Linked DNA regions of Homo sapiens: region 2 is linked to region 1. Evidence: chromatin loops called from intact Hi-C (ENCODE). Cell type or tissue: endothelial cell of umbilical vein. All regions are shown on one strand.

Region 1 (2,500 bases):
TTGAGGAAAACAGTGAAAGTAAAGTTAATTCAAGACCACAAAGACAAGTAAATAAGTGCCTTATTTTTGTAGTTAATATAATTTCAGTGGAATGCATATTTCTACCATAAATGCATATAGAACTTGTTTGCTGACCTACTGTTTGGAAAACAAACAATCCCATTAGAAGAATGTCTTTGGGATTTATTTTTACCAGAAAATCAATCCTTTTTTCAGTCCCTTGCAAAGTACAGTGTTACAAGCCAAGACTTTGATAATCAGGTAGAAAATGGATTTAAATTGCAGAAATGTATATGAAACACTTTTGTTCCTTGCCCCTTGAACTTTAGGGGAATGAAAATGTCTAGCACTCTCCACCTTCTTTTCTCTCCTGGAACTTGAACTGTAATTCAAAGCCTGTTTCTCATTAAAGTACCTGGCAGCCTATCTCTTTACAGCTTGAGTTACAAAGCTATTCAGAGACCTCGCTGGTCTAAAGAGACAGAACAAGGATGTGTTTAAATAGAGCATAGGCTGTTGAAAAAAAAAATGCTGAAAATGGTAAAATGATTCTGTCCTTCCTTCCACTCCTCACTGCTGAGGTGGAGAGGGAATTCAGTTGGTGAACACCAGCAAGTGGCTGGTAAAAGTCCCCACTTTCTCTCCAGGGCTGCCACAGGACCCAGAATGAGTGGTGGGCATGTGTGTGAACCCTCTATTCAGCCAGAGTTTTCCCGCAACAGGTAGTTTGGTTGAAGAGGTTGACTAAGGTTGACATTGGCAGTAATAACACGTATGTTCTTCTGATTTACAAAACGATGGAGGAAAAAGGGGAGATTTTGAAGACCTGATTTCTGGTATACTTCTTAAGCATGCATAAGGCTGAAAAAAGAAGACAAGGGTTGTGGGAGGCTCCTGGTCTAGTGTTTACAGAACTTGGATGCTTGACAAACAGAGCGTCAAGCTAATTGTTCTTGAAGCAGGAAATCTGCAGTGGAGGAAGCAGGTGTGGGGGGATGATTACCACGTTTGGAAATGGCTGCATTAACTATTTTGCTCTTCTGAGTTTGGCCCCAAAAGAGTCCATAGACTTTTTGAAGGATGCCATCCCTTTTATTTATAGACTAACATTAAATCAGTCATTTGTGAAGGAAGGAGAAAGTGCCTAAATAAATTTGGAGTCAGATAGCATACGTGCGGCAGTGTTTCCGATATCCATTTCTCTTTATTTCTTTTTCTTTTTCTTTTTGGCTTTCAGCATCCCCATACTTTCAGAAAACTTGTGACTAAGAGTGAATTCTTATTTTTCAAATTGTTTTCAGACATTTCATGTTCATGTAAACTTGGCTTATTGATTTCCTGATTTTTCTTTATTTTTTTGTTTTGTCCATTTTATTTTTAATCAGCTACATCAAATGGGTCTTTGGAGGGCCTGGATAACCAGGAGGGAGGGGTGTGCCAGACAAGAGCCATGAAGATCCTCATGAAAGTTGGACAAGGTAAAGACCATCTGCTGCTTCATGACGCCACTGTGACCTGGTGTAGCCCCCAGCTAGTATGGTGCTAATGTTGCCGATGCCCACCTTCATTCGCTCTTCTTTTTAGTTTTCAAAGCAAACCCTTCTGCACTTTGAGCCACTGACAGATTTCCTCAAGTCAATGTACTAAGCTTTTATTGGAGATCTAAGAGTTAAGATCAGCAAGGTAGAATGTCTATTGCCATAGATAGATAGATAGATAGATAGATAATAGATAGATAGATAGATAGATAGATATTTCTTTTTAAAAAGCAAAACACTTTGGTTCAAAATCAAAATATCCAGAATGAAAACTAAAAGCTTGTGCAGTTTTGCTCATTTCTGAATCTTGACTACAGAAGAGTTTTGTTCATTGTGACTTTTCCAATATAGATAACCTATTGTGCAGAAAGAAATAATTATTCTTCTAATTAAAAATTGGTATAGTAGTCAATCAACTTGCTCAGTTAAATTGAAATGTCATCTGCAATGCTTTGCCTGCCAAATGCAAGAATCCCTATAGTTTCCACAGATGGCCTCACGTTCTAAACCTCTGAAATAACTAGTATAACCATTTTGTTTTAAAAGAAAAATTATATTCTTGTATTTCACAGTACTTTGCATAAAGACTCTTATGTTCATTGCTATTCATGCCTGTTGAAATATATATGCAGCTCCTAAAGCTAGATATTGTCAGATGTCTGTGCCGTAATTAATCATTTGTTTTTCATATAGATGCAAGTTCTGCTGGATCAACCAGGAATAAAGATCCAACAAGACGTCCAGAACTAGAAGCTGGTACAAATGGAAGAAGTTCGACAACAAGTCCCTTTGTAAAACCAAATCCAGGTATAACAGCATGATCTGTGTGTATGGAGGTCTGTGGGTACCACATTCTTAGTAGTATCTTAAAAGGTAGGGCAGAGTCTAAAGACTTCTAACCAGTTAGGATTAGCTGGAAGTTACAGTGATCAGGAATCTTTGCTGTCAGTGAGTCATTATTA
Region 2 (2,500 bases), 120 kb after region 1:
TCTGGTGAGGGCCCACGTTCTGGCTCATAGGTGGCCTTCTCGCTGTGTTCTACACTTCACATGGTAGACGGTGCAAGGGATCTCTCTGGGGCCCCTTTTATTCGGGCACTTATCTGGTTTTGAGGACTCTGCCCTCATGAGCCACTCACCTCCCAAAGGCCCCATCTATTAATACTATCTTATTGGCTATTAGGTCTTAGCATACGAATTTGGGTGGGGGACATAAACATTCGTTCTATAGCAGTAGTCAAGGTGATAATTTAACATAAATCGGGGTGACTTCAGAATGCGTCTTCTTTCCCACGCTCAGTCTTTCTACAATGCCACACTGTCTCCGGAAAGGGGTAGAAAAAAAAAGAGGAATAAAGTTAGACAGTGGGAGTGGAGAGGGAAGAAGAGACGTTGAGAGATCAGGGGAGACACATGTGACACGGACTACTCACAGTGATTCCAGCAATTGCTACACAGACGCCTCCCACACAATGGTCGTAACCTTCGTTCTCATCCACTGCGTGGGAAAGCTGCAACATGCTCCCCGCTGGCAATGGTGGTTCATCCAGGGTGACTCTTAGCCGAGAAGTGTGCATGCTGGGTCCAGCAGCGTCCACCAGGGGCACATGCGGAGTTTCATAACAATGTCTGGGTACCTCCGATGTCCTGGCTGGAGAAGGTTTAGAGACATAGCAAGGGAGACAGATGGATTAGGGAAGTGGGGAAGGACCAGACAGGTCTTTATTTCCCTACTCCTCTCCGTTATGTGTCTCTAAAATTAACACTGCAAGAACTATGCTAAGAAGCAAGCTTTTATGTTATAAGAATTAGAGCCACCAAATCAACCCTGTGCACATGGCACTTCCGTCACCTCATGCTGTGACCTCTCATAGGTCTCGGTCCCCCAGGTTTGAGGAGATGAGTCCCCCTGGCTGAGGCATTTCTAACAGGGCTGGAGGATTTCTGCAGGAAGTGGTTACCGGTGAGTCAGGATCTGGCGTTCATCCCTCTGAGTCAATAATGAGCCGATTTCTCAGTGGGTTAGGAACAAGTGGAGATGGAGTCTTAAATAAGTGGCAAACCTACCGCGAGCTCTCCCGGCACCTTCTCTCCGGGCAAGGAGGTTAATGCCAACGTGTTTCCTCAGTCCCAATTTGGGTCATTATATTTTTAATTATCTCTGAATTATCCCTATAGATTCAACAGGATACATTATCTTCCATTTCCTACCTTTAACTTGAAAGCACTGATGTGCTGCTTAGGCTGGTGACTGTTGAACAAAGCAACTTCTCCAAACCTTGCCTACCCTCTTCTCCACTCTCGCCCGCAATTCCCTCACCTTTTCTCCTGACGTCCCTCTCTTGAGTCCTAAATAACGGCCTTAAAGAAAAGCAAATGCAGCCGGGCACAGGGGCTCATATTTGTAATCCCAGCACTTTGGGAGACGGAGGTGGGTGGATCACTTGAGGCCAGGAGTTCGAGACCAGCCTGGCTAACATGGCTAAACCCCTCTCTACAAAAATTAGCCGGGTTTGGTGGCTCATGCCTGTTATTCCAGCTACTCAGGAGACTGAGACAGGAGAATCGCTTGAACCTGGGAGGCAGAGGTTGCACTGAGCTGAGATCGGGCCACCGCACTCCAGCCTGATTGACAGAGTGAGACCCCATCTGAAAAAGCAAAAAAGGAAAGGCAAATATGGCTGGGCGCGGTGGCTCACGCTTGGAATCCCAGCACTTTGGGAAGCCGAGGCGGGCGGATCACGAGGTCAGGAGATCGAGACCATCCTGGCCAACACGGTGAAACCCTGTCTCTACTAAAAATACAAAAAATTAGTCAGGTGTGGTAGCGGGCGCCTGTAGTCCCAGCTGCTCGGGAGGCCGAGGCAGGAGAATGGCGTGAACCCGGGAGGCGGAGCTTGCAGTGAGCCGAGATCGCGCCACTGCTCTCCAGGCTGGGTGAAAGAGCGAGACTCCATCTCAAAAAAAAAAAGAAAGGCACATGGCGGGTGTTGGTCTCCCTAATGAATTCATTTGCCTTTTGTTGGTTCCTGAAGACAGAGAGAGAGAGACAGAGGCCACACAGAGAAAACTGGGAAGGGCGAAGGCTGCGTGTCCCCTGCTCAACCTCCCTGCGTCCGGAGGGAGCGGAATCGGGAATCTCTTAGCGAAAGGCAGGACCCGCAGGACTGGCTCACAGGGCTGGGGCTGGAGGGGACTTGGTGAATGACTGCTCTCTGAATTCCCTCCCTGCTTGAACTCGGGCCCTCCTCTCCTCTTCGCGTCTCCCAGGGAAAGCAGTACCCCGTGGAAAGGGAGAGCGCCTCTGCTATGCGCGCACAGGGACTCACCGAGGCACATAGCGTCCTGGCATGGAGAGGCGAGCGCTGGGGTCCGGCCTGCTGGAAAGGAAGAAGAATGGAGAAGAAGGAGGAAAGTCCAAGGAGAAGCCTCACCCGCATAGCTCATTTTGGGAAAGCTGGCCTGCCCTGCCACAAAGAGGTGCTGGGGA

The links. Hi-C counts contacts between places; a loop is a spot of excess contacts. Peaks named below come from ENCODE experiments on the same cell type or tissue, not always from the same donor. Only the 100,000 strongest peaks of a DNase experiment are listed, where the experiment ranks them.
Region 2: a loop joins it to region 1, with 4 times the contacts of the local background. A loop is called at or near these places in 4 of 110 quality-filtered maps.

What each region holds. Positions count from the first base shown.
Region 1 is chr13:106,494,726-106,497,225 of GRCh38, reverse strand. It overlaps EFNB2 (ephrin B2), which reads left to right. Exons shown (of 5, transcript NM_004093.4): 3 at 1,386-1,478; 4 at 2,232-2,345. Among named protein-coding and RNA genes, the nearest start is that of EFNB2, 40 kb to the left of the region's middle. In endothelial cell of umbilical vein, no CTCF peak of the experiment used is centred here; a DNase peak (open chromatin) is centred at 995; H3K27ac peaks cover 1,683 bases.
Region 2 is chr13:106,375,028-106,377,527 of GRCh38, reverse strand. LINC00460 (long intergenic non-protein coding RNA 460) reads right to left here and starts at 964. Exons shown (of 3, transcript NR_163477.1): 1 at 863-964; 2 at 444-661. RefSeq lists an enhancer at 227-1,426. In endothelial cell of umbilical vein, no CTCF peak of the experiment used is centred here; a DNase peak (open chromatin) is centred at 987; H3K27ac peaks cover 992 bases.